3 separate regions of the Homo sapiens genome follow, and all the other regions are linked to region 1. Evidence: read pairs that join two places in POLR2A ChIA-PET (ENCODE). Cell type or tissue: CD4-positive, alpha-beta T cell. All regions are shown on one strand. Links, peaks and the distances in the headings refer to the core of each region. The heading gives the core; the rest is flanking DNA. Region 1 has its middle 16 kb from the start of RUFY3. Region 2 overlaps RUFY3 (RUN and FYVE domain containing 3). Region 3 overlaps DCK (deoxycytidine kinase).

Region 1 (8,495 bases), core at 1,879-5,878:
AGCTGTTAACTGTGCAAACAGCAGGGTGACTCTTCCAACCAACACTAAAGGGAAGCCATCTTTTGTCTATCCTGTCCATTCACAAGACGATCTCTAACGGCAGGATGGAAAAGGAAAGCATTAAAAGTATTACACCATGGCCTGCAAGCAGATCCTCCTTACAAATTGTAGTTGCTGAGAAACTGGCATGGAAGGTCATACATACACCAAGAGGATAAAGCCACCACGAAATATAAAAACATACATGTCTGTAAATGCATGAAAAAGTTCAGGATGAAAACTCCCCAAACTCAAAAGTGGGCATCCTCCAATAAGGAACCGGGGAGAGGGTGCTGGAGGTCCACAAAGAGGAAAGTTCACTTTGTAACTGTACTTATGTATTATGAAACATTTAAACAATGAGCATAGATTCATGTATTACTTGTACATTTATAAAATCAAATTTTAAAAGGCATGGCAGAGAGTTTTATGAGATTTAAAGTTAGAAGTATAAAAACCTAGCAGATTACCAGCACTCAAAGACTCAGAAAGAGACATAATCCTCAACAAGGCACATCAGAAGTCTCCTTTCACACTGCATTGAAGCAGATTGATTTCATGGATATTATATCCTGCAAGATTTTGGAACAAAACAATTCATGTGACAAACCCTGAAAAGTTTAGGCTACCTTCTATTTACAAACTTTTTTTTGAAACAGCATCTCGCTCTATTACCATGACTGGAATACAGTGGTGTGATCACGACTCACTGCATCCTCAACTTCCCAGACTCATGCCATCCTCCCACCTCAGACTCCTGAGTAGTTGGCACCAGAGGCATGTGCCACCATACCCAGCTAACTTATTTTTAATTTAAAAAATTTTTTTTTTGTAGAGACAGAGTCTGCTTATGTACAGGCTGGTCTCCAATTCCTGGGCTCAAGTGATACTCCTGCCTAGGCCTCCCAAAGTGCTGGGATTGCAGGCTTGAGCCACCGTTCCAGTCTCACACATTTTTGCTATTCTTCAGCACTGTTATTTAAAAACAGAGCTTCTGAACTCAAATGTAAAATTTAATTTTTAAAACCTCTAAGTACACTCAAGATTTCTAAAATAAAAAGATAATACCACCTTAATACACAGTCTTTCAAAGCTATAATATTTTATATACTTTTAGCAAATACATTACTGAGAGTTAAAAATTGGGTTGCTAAAGAGGCAGATGCCAGTCATCGTAATATTCACTAGGCATTGAGGTTGAGTCCATGTACCATTCTCGTAATTAAGAAGTCTTTTAAAAACTGTTTGGGGCCAGGTGTGGTGGCTTACACCTGTAATCCCATCACTTGTGAGGCCGAGGAGGGTGGATCACTTGAGTCTAGTTCGAGAGCAGCCTGGCCAACATGGTCTCTACTAAAATACAAAAAAAAAAATAGCTGGGGTGGTGGTGCGCACCTGTAATCCCAACTACTTGGGAGGCTGAGGCAGGAGAATCTCTTGAACCTGGAAGGAAGAGGTTGCAGTCAGCCCAGATTGTACTGCTGCACTCTAGCCTGAGCACAGAGTGAGACTGTCTCAAAAACACAAAATAAAAAAACAAAAACTGTTTGGTCTCAAGTGTTCATGTATTTTATTTTTATTTTTTTAAAAACAGGGTTTCGTTCTGTTGCTCAGGCAGGAGTGCAATGGTGCAGTCACAGCTTACTGCAGCCCTGAACTTCTGGACTCAAGTGATCCTTCACCTTAGTCTCCCAAAGGGCTGGGATTACAGGTGTGAGCCACCAGCACCTGGCCTGGTCTCTAATTTCTTAAATGAGTAGTCAAGAGAATCAAAGTTCTGATATCCAGATACATTACAGAAAGCAATATTCCATTGACTCTGCAGGGTAACAAGGAACTTTTTATTCATATCTAGAGTGTTCCTTTCTGTAAGTATGCTTACGTTCTAAAGCACATATAAATGTAACAGGTAAAAACAAAAACTCAGTCCAAAACAAAAAACTATTTTGAATCAATTTTATATTTAAATAAAACATGTAATAGTGATTTTTTTTTTTTTGCTAATATGAAATGTTCTCAGTGACTAATCTTTAAAAGCAGAGGAAGTGGGACACGTATATATTCCCAGTAACTTTTCTGAACACATACACATCAATAAACTATTTCAAAAATAAAGACCATGAGGAAATATTAGAACTTACGTGGTAACAAAAAACACCATACCGCCTGGGCACGGCGGCTCACCCCTGTAATCCCAGCACTTTGGGAGGCTGAGGTAAGTGGATCATTTGAGGTCAGGAGTTCGATAACAGCCTGGCCAACATGGTGAAACCTCGTCTCTACTAAAAATACTAAAAATGGTAGGTGCCTGTAATCCCAGCTACTCAGGAGGCTGAGGCAGGAGAATCGTTTGAAATCGGGAGGCGGAGGTTGCAGTGAGCAGAGGTCATGCCACTGCACTCCAGCCTGGGCGACAGAGCGAGACTCCGTCTCAAAAACAAAAAAACACCATACATTTGCTAGTATCCTAAGGTAGAGACTGAGATCACGCTCATGAAACTTTAGCTTTAAGTCCTCTAGTCCCGATCTTGATCATGCTTAAGCAACAGTATTAACTGATAAGAGTAACAAAATACTGTTATTTTCTACAATAATTAATAACATAAAGATAACCTTTAACAATGAGGGAGTCCAGTCAACTGAAATTCAGGTAATTCCCACAATTGATACTGTTCAATAGTTGAAAAGTTCCTCTACATCAAACCTTGTACCATAACTGTTACAGAGAAATGACAGTCTTCTTTCTATAGTAGCATGCTTAATATGTAGATTACACAGAAAGAAAACATTTTTGGTGCAAACAAAAAAAGAGGCGGTGTTTAAAGTACAAAGTAGAAGGATTCCTCAGAAAACAAAAGCAAAGTCTCCTTGAGAAGATTCTTATCTTTGCCTCCTCTGTATAGGAAGACTCACTTCTGCCATGAGCTGACAATCCATCTGCACATTAGTGCAGACCACTCCAACACACAAACTATGGCTTCACTAAGACAGTCAATGGTCAGTGTCTGCCCACTGACTTATTACTCAGTAAGTAATAAGGAGGTGTGAACACTGGGCAACCTCCAGCTGAATCACATAGACCCTTCCTGTTAACCTGTCACCCACCATCACAGTTTTGGATCTCTTGTTAGATTTAAAGAGCATGGGTTTAGCAGAAAAGCAATCTGGGTCAACTGCATTCCTTCTCTTAAGCTGTTACTTGGGATAAATCGAGCTTCCGCATCTGAAAAAGTGGCATTCAGTTTGGCGCACACAAACTTATTAACCATGATTATCACAACACATGCACATAGGAAATAATCAATAAATATTATCTTTTCCTAGGAGATGGATCGGGGCAGAAAAGGTGAGTCAGGGTTTCTTGGCAGGGCAGAGCAGCTAAAAGATTTGTACTTGTGCTTTAAAAATATAGGGTGTATGGTGGGAAAGGTCCTTCCCTCATCGCTTCAGGCAAGTTTCTGTCTCCCTTTCCAGAACTCATACAGCAAAGTATTTGGCGCTTACAGCATGCCTTGTATCGTCAGCCACATTTTCATACTGTAAGAGCTTGTATTTGAAAATCAGATTTAACATTCCTCTAAGAGTCCTTATATTCATTGACGACTCTAGGGCCCTACTCGTTTGCCAGCACAGTAAACAGTTCACTAATAAAAAATACAGCACGGAGTGTGGGTCAGCTGCATTCAGAGCGCTCGCGTGTGCCAGTGGCTTTAAAAGTGGAGGCCTCTTCCCGACAACCGATATAACCCTGGGAGGTAGCCTTCCAAAGCCACACATTCCCTTCTTGTCTTCTCATGCACCGCTCCGATTTCTCTTTCCAATCCGGGGGACGGATCTGTCATATTTACCGGCATGGAAGGAACGCTCGTAAAAAATTAGTTACTAGTATTACTAAGGCCGCACTGGCGGCGGCGGCGGCGCAGCAGCCACACCTACTCAGCTGCCGCGGCGCCGGGAGCCCGAAAAAGGCGGGTCAGAGGGGCCACGGGGTCTCCGGGCGCCGCCCCCTCTTAGACTCCTTCGGGGAAGGTTCCCAGCCCGGGACCCGGGACAGGGCCAGGGCGCCCCGGGTGGAGGGGGGCAGGCAGGCCGCTTCTCGCCCCCGCCCAAGCACGTGGGAGGCCGGCGAAGACCAGCGCCCAGCCCAAGACGGGAGAGAGACCAGGCCAGGCAGGAGCCGCGGCCTGGGGAGACGCGGAGGTAGAATCCGGCGCCCGAACCGCGGTCGTCCCGCTGCCTCCTCACCGGGCGCCTCGGGAGAACAGCTTCCCGAGGGTAGCCCCTAAAGCCCCCGCCTCCCGGCCACCCGGCTCGGGTCACCCCGCGGGAGGCGGAGCTCCGCGGGGGCCGGGCCGGCCCTCCCCAGCCGAATGCTCCCTTCCCCGCGGGCGTCCCCATGCCCCTCCGCCACTCACGGTGCTTGCCGCTGCCGCTGCTGCCGCCGCCGCCGCTCGGGTAGCTCAGCAGCAGGAAGGGCAGCGGTGAGCCGGGGGACGGCGGGGTCCTCCAGGAGCGCTGCTGCTGCGGCGGCGGGCGCACTCCGAAGCCGGCGCCTCCATCGCCGGGGTACAGCAGGAAGAAGGGGGCGGCCACCGGCGAGTCGGGCTCCGACTGCCCGGCGGGGGAGGCCGGCGGCGGCCCCGCCTCGCCCTCTCGGTCCGTGCCCCCGGCGGGAGCGCGGCGCGGCTCCTCCGGCCGCCACTCCCCGCCCCTCGCCGGCTCCTCGCTGCAACTTTCGGCACCAGCGGTGGGCGGCGGCGGGGTCTCAGCCATGCTCACTCCTTCCTTCGCCGCAGCCTCCGATTCGCGCCCGGGCCTGGGCGGGGGAGCAGAGGGTCAGGGCGAGGAGCCGCCGCCCCGTCCCGTCCGCTGCGCCGCCGCCGCCACCGCCACCTTTCTTCTCGGCCACGGGCTGGCGCCTGGGCTCCGCCGCTCGGCCCACAGCCCGCCCCGCCAGGGTCCAAGCCAGCTGGAGGGACCGCCCCGCCCGACGGCGCGGCCTCGCTACCGGCCGCCTCCTCCAGCCCCTCCCGCCCCGGCCCCCAGCCTGTGACTCGGCTCCCCTAGGGGGCAGCGTCCTCCTCTTCCCACTCCCCACCTTCCGCTTCCCTCCGGCTGGGCTGACTGCCTCCCGACCCTCGGGCCCTGGGCCTCTTCCTTACCCGCCCCCGCTGGGCCCTGTAAGGCGGTCAGGTGTGTCTAGTGCTTGAAAAGTGGAAGACCTGGCGAAATACCTGGCGGCGTTTTGTCGTGTAACCGCCAACTTTATCGGTAGCACGAAGGCACAAAGATCTGGGTTGAAGAAGAGGCGAAAGCTAATTTTAAAAAAGCACCTCCCTGCCCCCGGGTATTAAACTGTACCATTTGCCTTTCACACACTGCAACTTCAACCGTTGATTCACTGTTTGGAGTATTGAGCTCTTTATGTGAGAAACCAAAGGTGGGTGTCTTCCTTCCACCACCTCTTTTGTTCCCGTCTTGTGCGCTGTACTGAAATCCTGTATTTGCTTTGACTTTAATTCCCTGGTTTTCTAGTGCCGCGGGTGCGCATGAGTGCATTTTAAATCAAACAGCTTAGAATTTATACGACAAATGTCAATTACAGGTCGACAGTTTTCTCTTTCACAGTGCCCGTGTCTCGCTAGTAATTAGCCACCGTTGCTTTGAGAATTCGAATCAATGATTACTGATCCAGTAATTCCCTTAAGTAAACATTTCTTTCGGCAATAAAGACAATTTCCAGTTACTCTCATGGTTCTTTATCCTGGATTCCTAGCTGATTAGCCTTGTGTTTAATGCTGGCATAGAAGCCATGTTGACTCATAATTAAAAATCACTGTTGTGTAACATTTTGCCCACCTGCTTTTTCCTCTTCTCTGTTCAGCCCTTCCCTGTGTAGAGGAAGTTGTACTTCTTTGAAAGGAAAAGTAAACATTTTTATTACTGTTGTTATTCTCTGTAAATCACTTTTGAAATTACTACTCGCAATTACCATGAGACTTACAATACTACTTTTCACTGAGTCTTTTAACAAGAAGCATTCAAAAGGGAAATGTTTACAGGATAGCTTCAGTCTTAGAAAATTTCTTAGCTTTTCGGTTTCTGGCATTTCCCTGACCTGTTGATCCCAGTCCTACTACCTATTTGAGTAAGTTATTTGTCCAGCTCTGTAAAATGATTATGTTATTCATAGATACTGTGAGGGCTAAATAAGAAATAGAAATAAAGCGTTTAAAATACAACTTAACATTGGGGTAAATAATAATTATTACGGCCAGGTGCGGTGGCTCACGCCTGTAATCCCAGCACTTTGGGAGGCCGAGGCGGGTGGATCACGAGGTCAGCAGTTCGAGACCAGCCTGACCAAAAAGGGGAAACCCCGTCTCTACTTAAAATACAAAAAAATTAGCTGGGCGTGGTGGCGAGTGCCTGTAATCCCAGCTACTTGGGAGACTGAGGCAGGAGAATCGCTTGAAACCAGAAGGCAGAGGTTGCAGTGAGCCGAGATAGCACCACTGCACTTTAGCTTGGGCAATAAGAGCAAAACTTCATCTCAAATAAATACATAAATCAATAATTATTAGTAGTACTCACTTCAGCAGCACATAAACTAAAATTGGAACGATACAGAAAAGATTAACATTTCCCTGCACGAGAATGACCTGCAAATTTGTGAAGTGTTCCATATTAAAAAATAATTATTATTAGGGATATTTTATCATTTTGGCAAAATAACATTTAACTTACAATAATAAAAACATACTGAGTTGGGGAAAAAAAGCCTTTTCATTATATCCTTAGCATTTTGAAGGTGGTTTGGGCCTTAACTCTTGGTGCTGGTGAGAATCTCAACAGGAAGACATATTTGTCTTTTAGGAATTGCTAACTGCATGATACCTTCATAAGAAAAACTGAAAGCATTTGACCCAGCAATCTCATTAACTGGGTATATACCCAAAGGACTATAAATCATTCTACTATAAAGACACATGCACACGTATGTTTATTGCAGCACTATTTACAATAGCAAAGACTTGGAACCAACCCAAATGCCTATCAATGATAGACTGGATAAAGAAAATGTGGCACATATACGCTATGGAATTATGCAGCCATAAAAAAGAGTGAGTTCAGGTCTTTTGCAGGGACATGGATGAAGCTGGAAGCCATCATTCTCAGCAAACTAACACAGGAACAGAAAAGCAAACACCGCATGTTCTCACTCTTAAGTGGGAGTTGAACAGTGAGAACACATGGACACAGGGAGGGGAACATCACACACCGGGGCCTGTGGGGTAGTGGGGGTAAGGGGAGGGGAAGCATTAGAAGAAATACCTAATGTAGCTGATGGGTTAATGAGTGCAGCAAACCACCATGGCACATGTATACCCATGTAACAAACCTGCACGTTCTGCACATGTATCCCAGAACTTAAAGTATAATTTTAAAAAAAGAAAAACTGATTGAGATGTATTATATGGTTTTAACACTCATCCTTAACTGGATCCTTTATCTTGTTTTTACATGCAGAAATTCCAAAATATTATATTCTCATCAGGGTCCTTCACAGAGATGTTTTGCAATGTTTTGGTAAAGAATTTGACAATAATCTACACTTAACCACTGTAGGTAGAAGAAATGAGAGCAGAGTCCTCACAGATGATTCTTGAGAAAGGCCAATAATCAACCAAGGGAGTCACCAAGTTAAAATATGAAACATTATCTAGTCTGAATTGCCAGCTTTCTCCTTTCTTGTTAGTCAAGATACCTACAGGTATAGAAACATTGACATGCTGTGAAATCATTCAGTGTATTGGATTTTTGTGCCTCTATTTTTAAAAAGTTTTTTGTAAAAATATAGAACACTTCACAAATTTGTGTATCATCCTTGTACGGGAACCATGCTAATCTCTGTATCATTCCAATTTTAGTATATGTGCTGCTGAAGAGATCACTGTGCCTCTATTTTTAAAAAGAGTTCTATTTATGTTTTATGTAATTAATTAAATGGCAGTAAAATTAATACAGAAAAATCAACTGAAATATGAGTTCTTACAATTTATAGACAAGGCTATTTATGAACTTTTTCTTTAAAGGTGGATGGTACTCCAAGTTCCTAGTTTCTTAATGCTTTTAGCTTTTGAATCAATAATACAATCACAGTTCTGCATTAGCTTTAGTGACATAAAGGGCTGATTCAGCTGCTATACACATTTAAGGAAGCCAAGATTATAAAAACAAGCCTAAACATGTTGCTCCTTCTTGAGAATGCACAGAGCATCTCCCTATACTGTTTTAAAGTGACAACATCCAAGCACTATAATTAAGAATCGAGCTCTATTAATTTTCTTGTGAAATAAAGCAGGAGGTGATTTTCAACTTTATCTGCATTTTATTTTTAGTTATCCATGTTTGGTTTTTAAAAAATCCTTTGGTGGGCTGGGTGCGGTGGCTCA
Region 2 (8,495 bases), core at 2,889-6,888, 53 kb before region 1:
AAATGTTCCATCAGATCAATAATAGCAAATCCTTATAAATTCAGTGTGGATTATATAAATGTCCAAAGCATGAATGTGGACACAGGCAATCTAGGCCTCTGTCTGATTAAAATTAAACCAGTCTCATTTGGGAAGGTGGTCACTACTTTATAGTTCTAAGGCAGGCTACAGTCACTAGCTCTTCAGGTTAATTTGACAGCTGTTTTAATCTTGACTCTCAAACCCACTGAATACCTTTTTTCCCTAAGTCAAGTACAGCATGCCACCCCCTTAGATATGATTCTCCCAAGTGCTTTAAAAAATAAGCAAATGTTTGGCATTTCAACAAAAAGACAATCTCTCTTAGATGAATAATTATCCCTCAAGAGCACATTTTTCTCAATATTCTGTATACCAATTCTCTCCTGTCAGCACCTATTCATGACATCATGCATTTTGGATTGTTATAAAATAAATTATTCGTACATAATTGTCTTTAGTCTTGCTCTTCAAGGGATAGTTAATAAGAATGCTGTTCCTGAGAAATGGAATTCAACCTTAGACTTACTTAAGTCCTGGAAGATCTTTAACACTTGCTGTTATCTCTGCGGCTTCTGGAACAAGCTTTTCTACCAGTTCTAGAGGCCCCCAGAAGGATTTATTTTGTCCGAGAAAAGTTTTTTTAGCTAAGGCAACAAAAATAAAGCAGTATTTTAATATTCTTTACAACATAAGCGCACTCTCAATACACACACACATACACACACAACTTTTCAGGAAACCAATCCTAGGTTATAAGATGGTTTTGGATTCATTCATGCTTTTAGAATAGATAATATTTTGTGAAAATAAAAAAATTCTCTACTTCCCAAGACTCAGCCCTTCTTCTTTCACAAACAGTTTGTGGCCTAGCCCTATAATATAATAAAACATTTTAACAATTTAGTGCCTAAAATTGTGTGGTATTAATGAAGAAAACAGCTCAATAGAAAAGAATATGTAATCCAGAAATAGGCTATGGAATATTGGGAAGTTGGTAAGCATAGGCATACAGATTTAAAAAAAACAATCAAACAAAAAACAACAAGAAAAGAATATTGAGAAGGCAAGAAGAAAGGAAACAAGGGTGAACAAGACCAGTTACTGCCCTCAAAAGCTTATAGTTAAGTGGAAAGAACACTGACCCAAGAGTCGGGAGACCTGAGTTCTAGCACCTACTCTGCCACAACTCAATGTGTGACCTTGACCAAGTCATGTCTCATTCTGGGCAGGCCTATTTCCACCTGTCAAACAGAACTACTGTACTGTACTTGATTACTTATAATGGCCCCTCCAACTGTAACATTTAATGATCTGTATTTTTAAAGCCCTATAAGTCCATTGAGTCAACCATAACCCTGCTCCTATAAAAGACTGCATTCCAATGGATTAATATTATTAATTCAAGCCTCTTATTCTTTGGCTCCACAAAGAATGCTTTCTTCTATAGTATGCATTGCTAGAAAACAGCTGCATGCATATTTGCATTTTGGGGTGATGGCCTACCTTTCAAGCCATGTTTCAGACAGTGCTCCATCACCACAAAGAATTGCTGGAGAGGTGCATAGTCAGAGTCAAGAGTCCTCCCCAGGTTCAGAGCTGATTCAATCAAGCCCTTGATACTCAGCTTGGCCATGTTCATGAGGTTCATGCGTTCATTAGCCATGAGATAATTAGGATCTGCAGCCAAAGGGGAAGAAGATGAAGGCTGGTTACTAGAAATAGCACATTTTAAAATTCAGTATTAGTTGTATTCTTCTCCACCATGTACTCACTGTGAAAAAAAATGCCAGTTTCCTTTAAGAATATCCTCAATGAAGCAGTAAAATGAACTATTTTATCAAATCTCAAGCCTTGAGTAGTCTTTTCTTTCTTTTTTTCTTTGAGACAGGGTCTTGCTCTGTTGCCCAAACTGGAATGCAGTGGCATGATCATAGCTCACTGTAGCCTCAACCTTCTGGGCTCAAGTAACCCTTCTGTCTCTGCCTCCCAAGTAGCTGGAACTATAGGCGCACGCCATCACACTGGCTAATTTTTGTATTTTCTGTAGAGACATGGTCTCACTTTGTTGCCCAGGCTGGTCTTGAGCTCTTGAGCTGAAGCGATATTCCCACTTCGACCTCCCAGAGTGTTGGGATAATACGCGTGAGCCACCATGCCTGGCTGAGTAGTCTTTTAATAGTCTCACCACCACCTCTGCTATCACCCTAACCTAAGCATCTGTCATAACTCCCTACTGTACTACCTTCACACTGCTCTCTCTGCTTCCATTCTTGCCTACCCCTCTTTTCTCTGCATAATTTGTGAAGTGCTCTAAAAATAAAGCCCCAATGTAGGAAAAAAAGGGTAAAGGGCTTAAACAAACTTTGCATTATGGTATTTTATTATTCTTTAAACTATGCACTAGCATTATTAGTATAATGCAGTACTAGAACTTAATCAACTCCCACATTTTTAAGTCTTAGCATACAGTGTATGGCTCTCATCAACCAGATGGATAAACTATTTGGGGAAAGGGGCTAAGTGACACATTTTATTGTACTCATTACCTTCATTTATTGGTGCTTACACTGTGCCAGCACTGTGGGCTACCTCTTACAATTATGATCTCCATCTCTCCTTACAACATGCTGTGAGACAGTCACCAATACAACAATTTTACAGGGAAGGAAAATGAGACTTAGAGAGTAAAGCTTCAGCTGCTCTGCCCTGACTCACTGTATGACCTCGGGCAAGTCACCATCCCATTTTAGGTCAATCAAATAGTTGCAGCCGGCCCATGGGCACAGACAATAATAAATGACAGAGCCAGAGGCCAGACTCCTCCTGACCATTCTTTTACATGATTATTTTACCTACTTATTCTCTCATCATATTTAGGTATTCTCCCTTCTTTCCGGTGCTAAAGCAGGCCCATAATAGCTAGGTGGTCCAAGGTGTAACAGTTTATAAGTGGCAGAATCTGGACCTGGATCTGACGTGAAAGCTAATGCTCTCTTTACCTTATGCCATGTATATCCTCCCAAACACCAAATATACCAAATTTGTACTGAAAACTAAAGAAGGCCTAGAGCTCTATGATGTATTCCATTTCTTCTTAGGAAGACTAAAAATACTAATAAGGCTATGCTTCCATAATACAAATAAGCCACTTAGCAAAAAACAGACTGTTTAATGCAAATTATCCCAAGCAATTTTCTTCATACAAGGTTTTTATTTATATCTGCTTTCAAAGTTAAATGAGCAGAGTCAAATGGTCAAATTCCAAATTAATCTTCTCATTAAGTTTAAGGACTTACGGATTTGCAATTCCAACTATATAAATCTTGGTTTGTTGTTATGTTGTCTGAGGTTACTTTTGGAGAAACACTTTATGTGAGAGTCAGAATTGGTATATATCACCATTAATTCTTTCTTGCATAACAACAAATGTTTTAGGGCCATAGTTTAAATGTGGCCATAGCTTAAATGTAGATCAACTTGTCAAGGGTAGTATTCTCACAAGAGGACAGCAAAATACATGGAAAACTATGCCCTGAAAGACAGCCATGAAGAAAACTATCAGATATTAATTTCCATTTATTACCAGCATGTATGTACATTCTAGTGTTTCTGACCTCCTATAATTACTCAAAAAAAAAAAATAGAGCTGGGGTGTGGGTATGAATATGTGTAGAGGGCTACTAGCCTTCCCACCTGACACCTCCCAATAGATGGCAGGAGACTATGGTTGGTACTAGATAACTGCCTGCCCATAACTTTGAGGCATTCACTCTGCCTCAAGCCTGTAGACCATTAATTCAGGAACTTATAACAAGATTAAACAATGCTGCTAGTCAAAGTTTACAAGCTGATTCCAACGTAGTGAGAACTAGTCATGTGGTGAGAGATAGACTTGGGTTAAGTAAAAAATATCATATTGAGACATTTTTCCAGAAGTAGTGATAGATTTATACCAACCCATCTACATTTTCTCATCTTGTTCTTCTTATAATCTGCAGCAGAAATGTTTAAGACATCTGGCTGAGGTCTGGAGTGCATGAACTACAGACAGGTTAACTAGCGTCTATGGGAATTAAATTTCTGATATCATGGACTCCATTAGTAAGGTGCTACAATCTATTTAAACTAACTTCCATCAAACATAAACAACCTACCCATTCTTTAAAAAACACTACTCTCAACCTTGGCACTGTTGACATTTTAAGCTAGATAATTCATTTTTATGGGGCTCTGTTCTGAAAACTAATTTTCACAGCAACCCAGTAGTGGGTAACACTAGATGTCAGTAGCACTGACAACTGTTTTTGGTGGGTTAAGACAACCAAAAATGTCTCCAGACACTGCCAAATATTCTTTGGGAGATTAAATCAGGTCCTTCCACATTGAGAACTACTAATCTAAACAAATGAAAGTGAAACAAAAATCTGTTATAGTAATTTGATTGTTAGAGATAAGAGCTTAAAAGTAACAATTCACTCAGAATGGCTATTACTAACAAGACAAAAAATAAAAAATGCTGGTGTGGATGCAGAAAAAAGGGAATTCTTATACACTGTTGGTGGGAATGTCAATTAGTATAGCCTTTATGGAAAACTGTACGGAGGTTCCTCAAAAAACTAAAAGTAGAACTACCATATGATTCAGCAATCCCACTACCAGATATTTATCCAAAGGAAAGGAAATCGATATAACAAAGAGATAGCTGCATTCCCATGTTTAATTCAGCACTATTCACAATAACCAAGATATGAAATCAACCTAAGTGTCATCAACATGAATAAAGAAATGTGGTATACACACACACACACACACACACACACACATACACACACACACACAAATTCAGCCATAAAAAGAATGAAATCCTATGATTCATGGCAACATGGATGAGCCTAAAGGACATTATGTTAAGTGAAATAAGTCTGGGACAGAAAGATAAATACCACATGTTCTCACTCATATGTGGAAGCTAAAAAAGTTGAGCTCATAGAAGTAGAGAGTAGAATTGTGATTATTAGAAAATGAAAAGAGTATGGAGGAGGGGAAGATAGGGAGAGGTTGGTTAACAGATGCAAAGCTACAACTAGATAAGATGAGTAAGTTCTAGTGTTCTGTAGCATTGTATGGTGACTATAGTCAATAATTTTCTTTTTTTTTTTTGAGACAGAGTCTTGCTGTCGCCCAGGCTGGAGTGCAGTGGCACGATCTCGGCTCACTGCAAGCTCCGCCTCCCGGGTTCATGTCATTCTCCTGCCTCGGCCTCCCGAGTAGCTGGGACTACAGGCACCCACACCACGCTGGGCTAATTTTTTGTATTTTTAGTAGAGATGGGGTTCCACTGTGTTAACCAGGATGGTCTTGATCTCCTGACCTCGTGATCTACCTGCCTCGGCCTCCCACAAGTGCTGGGATTACAGGTGTGAGCCACCACGCCTGGCAATAATTTTTTTTTTTTTATATTTTCAAATAGCTAGAAGAGAGGATTTTGAATATTCCCAAAATTAATAAATAAGTGTTTGAGGCAAGAGATATGCTAATTACCCTGATTTGATCATTACATTGTATACATGAGCCAAAATGTCAGTCTGTATCCCTAAATATGTATAATTATTACACATCAAAAATTTTAAAAAGAATATATTGCTCATTGTAAATGAACACAAAAGCTAAAATGAGTATTATTTAATTCTTATTATTAACATTTTTGTGCTGAATAGTATACAAAAGTATGGCTATTTAGTCTTGCTATGTTGCTCAAACTGGTCTTGAACTCCTGGCCTCAAGCCATCCTCCCATGTTGGCCTCCCGAAGTGCTGGGATTAAAGGTATAAGCCACTACACCTGGCCTACAAATAATGTTGGCTGCTAATAATGAATATTAAATCATTAACCTGATTTGTCACAGAATATTTTCTATTCAACATTACTTGTCTTAAATACTATTCAAGTGTAAAATGATTTTGCAAAACTAACCTATCCTGTTAAAAAGGGCTGCAATGACCTGACAGAGTATGGAGGGGCTTCTGAGGGCAGGTGAATTTCTGTTTGTTGGTATGGGTGTTTATTATGCAAGCATGTTGTGTGTGTAACATTGTACTGAGCTGAATACTTATAATATAGGATTCTTTTCTGTGTATTTTGTACTTTTAACTATATAAAGTAAAAAAAGATTCTGTTATATTGTATAAGCCAGAAAGCCATTTTAAAACATGCATGACTTTCATGATATCATCAGTCAAGCTTTTCCTATGAGAAAAATGATTTAAAATTTTAAAATGTTCACAACACTGGCATTTAACACTATCATTCCAATAGAGAACTTTCATGCAATTATTTTTTTCAATACATATTGAACATCTACTATGTGTTAGATATTGTTTTAATGCTAGAAATACAGAGGTAATAATAGACTTAGTCCCTGCCATCAAAGTGCTTACTATTTATCGCAGTTGGTTAATACAAACTTATAGAGAACAAATAGGGCAGTGTACAGCAAACACCTGAAATTTCAGGATAAACATAATCATATTTAACAAAGATCAATTTTATTCCAGGACAAATATTTTATTTTATTTTAATTTTTTAATTTTTCAGATGGAGTTTCACTCTTGTTGCCCAGGCTGGAGTGCAATGGCGCGATCTTGGCTCACTGCAACCTCGTCTTCCTGGGTTCAAGTGATTTTCCTGTCTCAGCCTCCCAAGTATCTGGGATTACAGGCATGTGCCACCACGTGCGGCTAGTTTTGTATTTTTAGTAGAGACAGGGTCTCACCATATTGGTCAGGCTGGTCTCAAACTCCTGACCTCAGGTGATCCACCTGCCTCGGCCTCCCAAAGTGCTGGGATTACAGGCATGAACCACCGCGCCCGGCCCAGAACAAATAATTTTAAATGTTCCATTTGTTTTGTTTTGATTTTTGAGGCAGGATCTTGCTCTATCACCCAGGCTGGAGTGCAGTGGCACGATCACAACTCACTGTAGTCCCAATCTCCCAGGCTCAAGTGATTCTCCCATCTCAGCCTCCTGAGTACCTGGGATAATAAACAGGTGTGTGCAACCATGCCCGGCTAATTTTTTTTTTATTTTTTGTAGAGACAGGGTCTCCCTATGTTGCCCAGCTGGTCCCAAACTCCTAAGATCAAGTGATCCTCTCACCTCAGCCTCCCAAAGTAATGAGATTACAGGCATGGGTCGCCATGCCCAGCTAATTAAAAAAATTTTTTTTTTGTTAAATGACATAAACCTATTCTATGGAAATGTTAGTTTTCTACATTTCTTAAAACTAAGATAATTGATGTCATTAATTTAGGGTTTCAGGCAGGCTGTAAGCATAATACAATTTCCTCTGACATTGGGTGCACTTCTGTGGAGAAGACTGAGAAGTACTGCAACTACACTGCAGTAAGAACTCCAACAATGGTATATACAGGATACCAGGGGAATATGCATAGGAGAAAGGTATCTGACCTGGCTCCCTATTTTTCCTTCAATTTTAGGGGCCCCGTGTGTTTCTATAAATCCTCAGAGGATGAGACTTTTGAGTTCAATCTTAAAGGATAAAAAGAAAGGAGTCACGTAAGGAAGGGGTAGCAGTAGAGATGTGAAGGGAACAGGATGGAAGGAATAGCTTAGGTAAAGGTACAGAAGTATGGAAGAACATAACATACACAGAAGAAAAACAACACTGAAAAAATGCCAGGGGTTTAAGTATTAGAGATGAGACAAGAGAAAGAGACAAGGGCAGACTGCTAAGGACCTTGTTTAAGGAGTACAGATTTCACCTTAAAGTCAGTGAAGACTTTAACGTGGGATGTGATGTCACAAATTTGAATTTTAGAGAAGCCATTCTTGCATCCTTTTGGAAGATGATTGGAAGGGTGCATGAACTCAAAGCTGAGGGGCAAGTAAGGGTCTACTGCAATGGCAGAGGAAAATAAATAATAAAGGGTAGAACTAGAGCAGTGGGGCTGTATGGAGAAGAGGGAGTCAGCATGGAGAGACATTCTGGGGTAGAACGTTAGCATTTCATAGCTTGACTATCTGGACATAGTCAAGGAGAATGGAGAGTAACTTCCCTATTTGTAGTTTTGGCGATTAGATGGACGATGGTGCAGATCACATTGGTGGGGAATACAGCAAGAGCACTGGACTAAAGAAATCATGTGGAAGTGACTATAGTTAAAATAATACATTATGTTGACTGGTTCTCAAATCAATGTTCTTTTTTTCCTTTTTTTTTTTTTCGAGACAGAATCTCGCTCTGTCACCCGGGATGGAGTGCAGAGGCGTGATCTCAGCTCACTGCAAGTTCCGCCTCCCAGGTTCACGCCATTCTCCTGCCTCAGCCTCCTGAGTAGCTGGGACTACAGGCACCTGCTGCCACGCCCGGCTAACTTTTTGTATTTTTAGTAGATACGGAGTTTCACTGTGTTAGCCAGGATGGTCTTGATCTCCTGACCTCGTGATCCGCCCG
Region 3 (8,495 bases), core at 1,518-5,517, 300 kb before region 1:
TACAACACCTGCCTTTTTTTTGTTTTCCATTTGCTTGGTAGATCTTCATACATCCCTTTATTTTGAGCCTATGTATGTCTCTGCACATGAGATGGGTCTCCTGAATACAGCACACTGATGGGTCTTGAGTCTTTATCCAATTATCCAATTTTCCAGTCTGTGTCTTTCAATTGGAGTATTTAGCCCATTTACATTTAAGGTTAATATTGTTATGTGTGAATTTGATCCTGTCATTATGATGTTAGCTGGTTATTTTGCTCATTAGTTGATGCAGTTTCCTCCTAGCCTCGATGGTCTTTACAATTTGGCATGTTTTTGCAGTGGCTGGTACCGCTTGTTCCTTTCTATGTTTAGTGCTTCCTTCCGGAGCTCTTGTAGGGCAGGCCTGGTGGTGATAAAATCTCTCAGCATTTGCTTGTCTGTAAAGGATTTTATTTCTCCTTCACTTATGAAGTTTAGTTTGGCTGGATATGATATTCTGGGTTGCAAATTCGTTTCTTTAAGAATGTTGAATATTGGCCCCCACTCTCTCCTGGCTTGTAGCGTTTCTGCCGCGAGATCCACTGTTAGTCTGATGGGCTTCCCTTTGTGGGTAACCCGACCTTTCTCTCTGGCTGCCATTAACATTTTTCCCTTCATTTCAACTTTGGTGAATCTGACAATTATGTGTCTTGGAGTTGCTCTTCTCGAGGAGTATCTTTGTGGTGTTCTCTGTATTTCCTGAATTTGAATGTTGGCCTGCCTTGCTAGATTGGGGAAGTTCTCCTGGATAATATCCTGAAGTGTGTTTTCCAACTTGGTTCCATTCTCCCCATCACTTTCAGGTACACCAATCAGACGCAGATTTGGTCTTTTCACATAGTCCCATATTTCTTGGAGGTTTTGTTCATTTCTTTTTACTCTTTTTTCTCTAAACTTCTCTTCTCACTTCATTTCATTCATTTGATCTTCAATCACTGATACCCTTTCTTCCAGTTGATTGAATCGGCTACTGAAGCTTGTGCATTCGTCATGTAGTTCTCGTGCCATGGTTTTCAGCTCCATCAGGTCACTTAAGGACTTCTCTACACTGGTTATTCTAGTTAGCCATTCGTCTTTTTTCAAGGTTTTTAGCTTCTTTGCCATGGGTTCGAACTTCCTCCTTTAGCTCGGAGAAGTTTGATTATCTGAAGCCTTCTTCTCTCAATTCGTCAAAGTCATTCTCCGTCCAGCTTTGTTCCGTTGCTGGCGAGGAGCTGTGTTCCTTTGGAGGTGAGAGGCGCTCTGATTTTTAGAATTTTCAGCTTTTCTGCTCTGTTTTTCCCTATCTTTGTGGTTTTATCTACCTTTGGTCTTTGATGATGGTGACGTACAGATGGGGTTTTGGTGTGGATGTCCTTTCTGTTTGTTAGTTTTCCTTCTAACAGCCAGGACCCTCAGCTGCTGGTCTGTTGGAGTTTGCTGGAGGTCCACTCCAGACCCTGTTTGCCTGGGTATCAGCAGCGGAGGCTGCAGAACAGCGAATACTGCTGAACAGCAATTGTTGCTGCCTGATCGTTCCTCTGGAAGCTTCGTCTCAGAGGGGTACCCAGCCGTATGAGGTGTCAGTCTCCCCCTACTGGGGGGTGCCTCTCAGTTAGGCTATTCGGGGGTCAGGGACCCACTTGCAGAGGCAGTCTGTCCGTTCTCAGATCTCAAACTCCGTGCTGAGAGAACCACTACTCTCTTCAAAGCTGTCAGACAGGGACATTTAAGTCCGTAGAGGTTTCTACTGCCTTTTGTTCAGCTATGCCCTGCCCCCAGAGGTGGAGTCTACAGAGGCAGGCAGGCCTCCTTGAGCAGCGGTGGGCTCCACCCAGTTCCAGCTTCCAGCCCACTTTGTTTACCTACCCAAGCCTCAGCAATGGTGGGCGCCCCTCCCCCAGCCTCACTGCCGCCTTGCAGTTGGATCTCAGACTCTTGACATATAAATATTGTGGGGGGTGGGGAAGAAACAAAATACAAAACTGTATACTGTTCTTTCAAGTAAGATCTATGGTTATCTCTGGATAATAAGGTTATAGGTAAGTTTTAGTCCCCTCTTTTGATAATTTCTAATATTTCCTTAACTTCAAACAGTAAACAGGTATTACTTTATAATATTTTTTAAATTACATATCACCTCCACCAAAATTTAATATATTACATTATTAATTCAACTATGTAAAAGATACATACAGAGTGGTAGGATTATGAATAACATTTATTCTGTTCTCTATAATATATGTCCATTTTCACTTTATGAAAGAATACTTCATTGTTATAGGAAGTACAGATTATTGTCAAGGTAAGTGAAAAATAGAAATATCAAGGTCAGCTATAAAATCATTTATCTTTTAATTCTAGGTCTAATCTTTGTAAACATTGCAAAAGAGTTGAATTAAGTTCAACTGTAAAAGATCAGAGTCTACCAAACAAGATAATTATAAAATAGCCAACAGGCCAGGCATGGTGACTCATATGCCTAATTCTAGCACTTTGGGAGGCCGAGGCAGGCGGATTGCTTGATCCCAGGAGTTTGAGACAAATCCAGACAACATTGGCAAAATCCTATCGCTATAAAAAATACAAAAATTAGCCGGGCATGTTGGTGTGGGCCTGTAGTCCCAGCTACTGAGGAGGCTGAGGTGGGAGGATCACTTGAGCCCAGGAGGCGGAGGCTGCAGTGGGCTGAGGTTCACCATTGCACTCCAGCCTGGGCAATAAAGCAAGACTCAAAAAAATACAAGCCAACAAAAGTTATCACATCTATTCAAAAGGTACAAGTGGAAGTGCTTTATCAAGCATTCTTAACTAATTTTCAAGAATGACTTACTAAGGGACAGAGCAAGACTCCGTCTTAAAAAAAAAAAAAAAAAAAAAAAAGAGACCTCACACCTGTAATCCCAGCCCTTTGGGAGGCTGAGATGGGTGGATCACTTGAGGTCAGGAGTTCAAGACCAGCCTGGCCAACATGGTGAAACCCCATCTCTACTAAAATTACAAAAATTAGCCAGGCGTGGTGGCACATGCCTGTAATCCCAGCTCCAGCTACTTGGAAGGCTAAGGCAGGAAAATCGCTTGAACCTGGGAGGCAGAGGTTGCAGTGAGCCAACATCACACCACTGCACTTCAGCCTGAGCGACAGAACGAGACTCCGTCTCAAAAAAAAAAAAAAAGAATGACTTATTAAAAGTAAAAAATATGCTGTTCTGTCATAAATAAGTATGGTTTACACCTTCTTTATCACAATTACTAGTTTTTCAGTGGCTTATTAGTGGTAAGAAGTATTGGATAAAAGTAAAATAGTACGGGTAATGCGTATGTTAATTAGCTTGGTTTAACCATTCCACAATGTAGACATATTTTAAAACATCATGTTGCATACCATAAATATAATTTTTATATTATATATAATTTATATTATGTATATAATTTTTATATTATATATAACTTATGTATATAATTTACATTACATATGATTTATATATAAATATAATATAAAATTAAATATAATTTTTATCTGTAAATTAAAAATAAAAATATCTTAATTTTTTTAATTAAAAGTAAAATAGTACTTCACAATAATAGTGATCCTCCAAAAGAATTCAGCTCAATGAAAAAACAAGACAGAGACAGCTTCCTAACAGACTGCATATCTCAAAAATAAGCTAAAAGGAAACAATTAAATCAAAACTTTGGGCCTAAATAATAACATAAATCACCACATAAAGTACATTATTATTATTTTTAAAAACGTTCCATACCAAGATTGCTAATAATCTGAGTGGTATGTTTTAAAGATCATTCTCACCAAGAGAGATTTGGAGAAGGGAGAGAACATAATCTTTGGTGCTTTGCCTCTTACTATTTTGCCAAAATTAGGAGTACCTTATCAATAGTATAGCAACATTTCGGCCACTAGGTGGCAGGTTAAAAAAAAAAAAAAAAAGCTAAAACAGCAAAAGCTAAGCATATGGGTGCACAGTAAGTTGCTAAACGAAGAGATCAGAGGTACCAAAGGCCCAATTCTTCCAAATCTACAAATGCCAAGAAGTGTGATGAAACAAGAACATCAAAGTAGGACTGACCTTGCCAAGGTTAGGTCTGAAAACAGTCACTTCTCATCACTAACAGCATTCTAAGAAAAATTGACATTTGAATAGTGGGTGATTCATACTATAACCTCAAGGAATAGATCAAGGATGAGTCTGGGGAAGAAGGACTACTGGATGAAGAAATAAAATCTCACTTCTTGAGTTTAGTGGAAGAAAATATCCAAAGATACAGGGAAGCCACCCACCCAACCATCCTCATATTCCACAACTATATCTCAAAAATACTACCCCCTCTGTACAGAAGTACAGAGAATTAACAACGGAGCAGTCCCCAATACACACAAAAAAGCTGAAGCTACCTTCCAAGAATGTGCACCAAACTCTAACAAAGGTAATCAAATTGTAACATCATGAAGACATGACCAGATTACAATAAACGGCCTGATAAAAGAATATGTTAATAATAATAGGATCACCTGCATGCTAGTTATAAAGAATGGCCAGTTTGGCATTCTGAATCAAGTATATGGAAAGAAAATGTCCCATCCCATAAACATGGATATCAGATTCAGAAAGCCATTAAGTCTTAAAATGAAGACAAATGTATTAATGCATCACAGTCTGATGACACAGTCTGATTAACATGATTTAACTAATCCCTCTGGGCTCTGATTCCAAGCTCAACAGACAACCTTATTATAAATTGTCTTGTCTTATATACGAAAGCAATGTTTTTCAACTTCTCTGCAACCTAACTAAAGAGTTCAGTATACTCCCAACAGTTAACAGTGATTCACTAGGGTGATGACTTTTAACTATGAGGCATCCCACATATTTGAACCTCCAAGGGATTGTTATTTTAAAAAGCACCCGAATCCTTGAGATTCTTTCTTGTGTGTACAAATTATGGAATACATGAGAAATTTTGTACATGTATATAATATGCAGTAATCGAATCATTCAGGGTGTCCATCACCTGAGTACAATGTATTTTTCCATTCTACCTTGCTATAAAACACTGAATTATTTCTTCAAGCTTCCTGTATATCTGTACACTTTAACTCACTCCTCTTCATCTTCCCCTCCTCCTACCCTTCCCAGTTATTGTTATCTATTTTTCCACACTCTATCTCCATGTGTTCAAACTGTTTAGCTCTCAGACATTCTTATGACTTCCTTCCACTGGTTGAGAATTACGAACCAAATAAAGAATAAACTGATCTAAATTCAATTACCTTAATGATTACATTTCTTTCTGCAAATTAAAATTTTTGGCATTTTGGTTTTATATGTCAGTTTCTGTGCCCTTGGTTAATGTGAGGCATGCTGAGAGTCAAATGACAAATATGTCAACGGACCTTAAATGGAGGTCACCTAGTCCAATACCCTGTTTAAGAATACCCTCTATTTTCCAACATTGGTTTAATCTGGTTAGTTTCTGTCTACTACCTGAGGATAACTGCACTGACAGCTGACCCCAGAAATAAAAGGAAAAAGAGTTGCTTTTAGAACTCCAGTCTCTCCTTCAAAAGCTAAGCAAACTTGAGTAGGTACTTCAGCGAAAAGCTACATTAAAAATGCAGTGAGAGAAGACAGATGGCTCAGAGGAAAATGGGCAAAAGGACCCAAGTGGGCACTTTGCAAAAATCAAAATGACTAATAAACATATGAAAAGGAACACAGCCTCATTAGCCAGCGGGGAAATACAAATTAAACAAAAAAATAGTAAACACTCAGCAGAATGACAAAAATGAGAAAGCCAGACACTACTAAATGCTGGCAAAGACATAGATTAATGAGAGCTTGATTACACTGGGGGGAGAGAAAATTGGAAAGCCAGTTTGGAAAACAGGCATCATAAGCATTCCCAGTAATTTTACTTCTTATTCCTACAGAAACTTTTGCATGTATGCGGGTGAATTTATGTTCACAGCAATGCTGTTTACATAAGCAACTAAATTGGAAATCACTCAAAAATCAATTAAAGGTATAAAATGGACAAACAGTGATAGACGAATAAAATTAAATACTATAGGCCCCACATAGTGGCTCAAGCCTGTAATCCCAACACTCTGGGAGGCTGAGATGGGCAGATCGCTTGAGCCCAGGAGTTTGAAACCAGCCTGGGTAACATGGCAAAACCCCGTCTCTATAAAAAATACAAAAATTAGCCAAGCCTGGTGGCACACAGGCGTGGTGGCCTATGGTCCTAGATACTCAGGAGGCTGAGGAGAGAGGATCACCTGAGCCAAGGGAGGTTGAGGCTGCAGTGAACCATGGCTGCGCCACTGCACTTTACCTGGGCAACAGAGTGAAATCCTGTCTCAAAAAAAAGAATATTTTTAAAAAACAAAATTCAATACTATATAGCTGAAAATAAGCTACAGCTGCATATAATATGGACAAATTTCATAAATGTATTAAGTAAAAGAAGCGAGAGGAAAAAAGGCAAACAATGTAATTCCACTTATATAACATTCAAAAATAGACAAAACTAAATTATACTTAGAGGTATGTTCATGTATGCTCAAACAATTTTTAGGAAGCAGGAAAATTATTATCACAAAAGAATGGGAGTAATTACCCCTAGCGGAGTAGTAACGTAGGAAAGAAGATATAGTGATTGGAGAAGGCGAACAGGGATTTCTGGAATGATGATGTCGTATTTCTTGACCTGGATAATGGTTATAAAGATGTCAACTTTAAAACTGTTCTTCAAACTGTACATTAGCTTTTACCTACTTTTCTACAGATATATCATGTCAAAAATGTTTTTAAAAAGAATCAAATAAACAAATTTACCCACTTTAAAATTCTACTGTAGACTAACCTTGCCTTTCCCCAAAAATCAGATATAAAACATCAATTTCTTAAGATAATGAGGTCTATATGGGAAGAAAGCCCCTTTAAGATTTAGTCCTGGATATCCTAAGGATTGGGGTGTACTGAATTAGGCCCTAGGTCTAAAGTTAGCTATGCCTGGCAAATAGAAGGTGTATGAAAAAGTATTTTTGGTTATTCAAAACCATATATTCTCAAAGTCCATGGAATATCTTGCTAGTGATTCCTCTTTGCATATGTGATTTACATTTTAAATATTCAATTATTATTCCCAGAATTCCTTATACCAACAGCTAAATTTTTTTAGATACTTTTTTTTCAATTTTCTGTACTCCTCAGATCAAAGTAAGTTGTTAGCATACATTTCCATTTTTAAGGTTTCTGCCTTACTGCTTTCAATTTCTTTTTTTCTTTTAGACAGGGTCTTGCTGTCACTCAGGCTAGAGTACAGTGGCATGAGCATGGCTCACTACAGTCTCAATTTCTTGGGCTCAAGCAGTCCTCCAACCTCAGCCTTCCAAGTAGCTGTAACCCCAAGTGCAGGCTACCACACCTAGCTAATTTTTAAATTTTTTGTAGAGACGGGGTCACCCTATGTTGCCCAGGCTGGTCTTGAACTCCTGGGCTCAAGCGATCCTCTGGCCTCAGCCTCCCGAAGTGCTGGGATTGGCTGCTCTGCCTATGGAGTAGCCATTCTTTATTGCTTTACTTTCCTAATAAACTTGCTGTCACTTAAAAAAAAAAAAATTCCAGGATTACATGCATAAACCACCACACCTGGCCTTGCTTTCAATTTCAATTCTCATTTCTCCAGAAACGAAAATCTTAGCAACGTCTCTCTCACACATACAACCATACATTTTGGTATTTAAAAAAATGACACTGAACTCTGTCATTCTCTTTCTTCCTCATTTGCAGTGCAGAACGGTAAAATGCTGCAAAATTACAACTTCTGCCCAGAGTGAAAGTCTGGCAAGAATGAAAGTAAAAAGAAATGAGAGTAAATGACAAAAGGCTTGAAAGGTAAAATTCAGTTACTGAATAGTAGTTTTTCTTTTTCTTATTTGCTTTTTTTTTTTTTTTTTTGGTGTTTTTGTTTTTTCTGTTTTTTTTTTTTTTGAGATGGAGTGCAATGGCGCGATCTCGGCTCACTGCAACCTCCACCTCCCGGGTTCAAGCAATTCTCCCGCCTCAGCCTCCTGAGTAGCTGGGATTACAGGCGCCCACCACCACGCCCAGCTAATTTTTGTATGTTTAGTGGAGACAGGGTTTCACCATGTTGGCCAGGCTGGTCTCGAACTCCTGACCTCAGGCGATCCACCTGCCTCGGCCTCCCAAAGGGCTGGGATTACAGGTGTGAGCCACCGCACCCGGCCTTATTTGCTTGTTTTTAAACAAAATGTGAAAAGACACTGAAGGGTTGGGCATAGTGGCTCAGGCCTGTAATCCAAACATTTTGGGAGGCTGAGGCAGGCGGATCACCTGAGGTCAGGAGTTTGGGCCCAGCCTGACCAACATGGAGAAACCCCATCTCTAGTAAAAAAAATTAGCCAGGCATGGTGGCCCATGCTTGTAATCCCAGCTACTTGGGAGGCTGAG

The links. ChIA-PET counts read pairs that join two places held together with the same protein. Peaks named below come from ENCODE experiments on the same cell type or tissue, not always from the same donor. Only the 100,000 strongest peaks of a DNase experiment are listed, where the experiment ranks them.
Region 2: POLR2A ChIA-PET joins it to region 1 with 19 read pairs; 12 of 35 experiments call an interaction of 5 or more read pairs at or near these places.
Region 3: POLR2A ChIA-PET joins it to region 1 with 12 read pairs; 5 of 35 experiments call an interaction of 5 or more read pairs at or near these places.

Annotation. Positions count from the first base shown.
Region 1 is chr4:70,701,254-70,709,748 of GRCh38, reverse strand. It overlaps the pseudogene RNU6-520P, the pseudogene RNU6-784P and a transcript of RUFY3 not described here. Among named protein-coding and RNA genes, the nearest start is that of RUFY3, 16 kb to the left of the region's middle. RefSeq lists enhancers at 3,837-4,368, 4,902-5,434 and a silencer at 3,998-5,157. In CD4-positive, alpha-beta T cell, for the core only: a CTCF peak has its summit at 5,134 (motif pointing right); DNase peaks (open chromatin) are centred at 4,038, 4,448 and 5,108; H3K4me3 peaks cover 2,677 bases; H3K27ac peaks cover 2,275 bases.
Region 2 is chr4:70,755,722-70,764,216 of GRCh38, reverse strand. It overlaps RUFY3 (RUN and FYVE domain containing 3), which reads right to left. Exons shown (of 18, transcript NM_001037442.4): 2 at 1,525-1,698; 3 at 548-665. Among named protein-coding and RNA genes, the nearest start is that of RUFY3, 38 kb to the right of the region's middle. In CD4-positive, alpha-beta T cell, for the core only: no CTCF peak of the experiment used is centred there; no DNase peak of the experiment used is centred there.
Region 3 is chr4:71,005,621-71,014,115 of GRCh38, reverse strand. The region is part of intron 2 of DCK (deoxycytidine kinase); the gene reads right to left. Among named protein-coding and RNA genes, the nearest start is that of DCK, 16 kb to the right of the region's middle. RefSeq lists an enhancer at 7,573-7,712. In CD4-positive, alpha-beta T cell, for the core only: CTCF peaks have their summits at 3,774 and 3,973; a DNase peak (open chromatin) is centred at 3,935.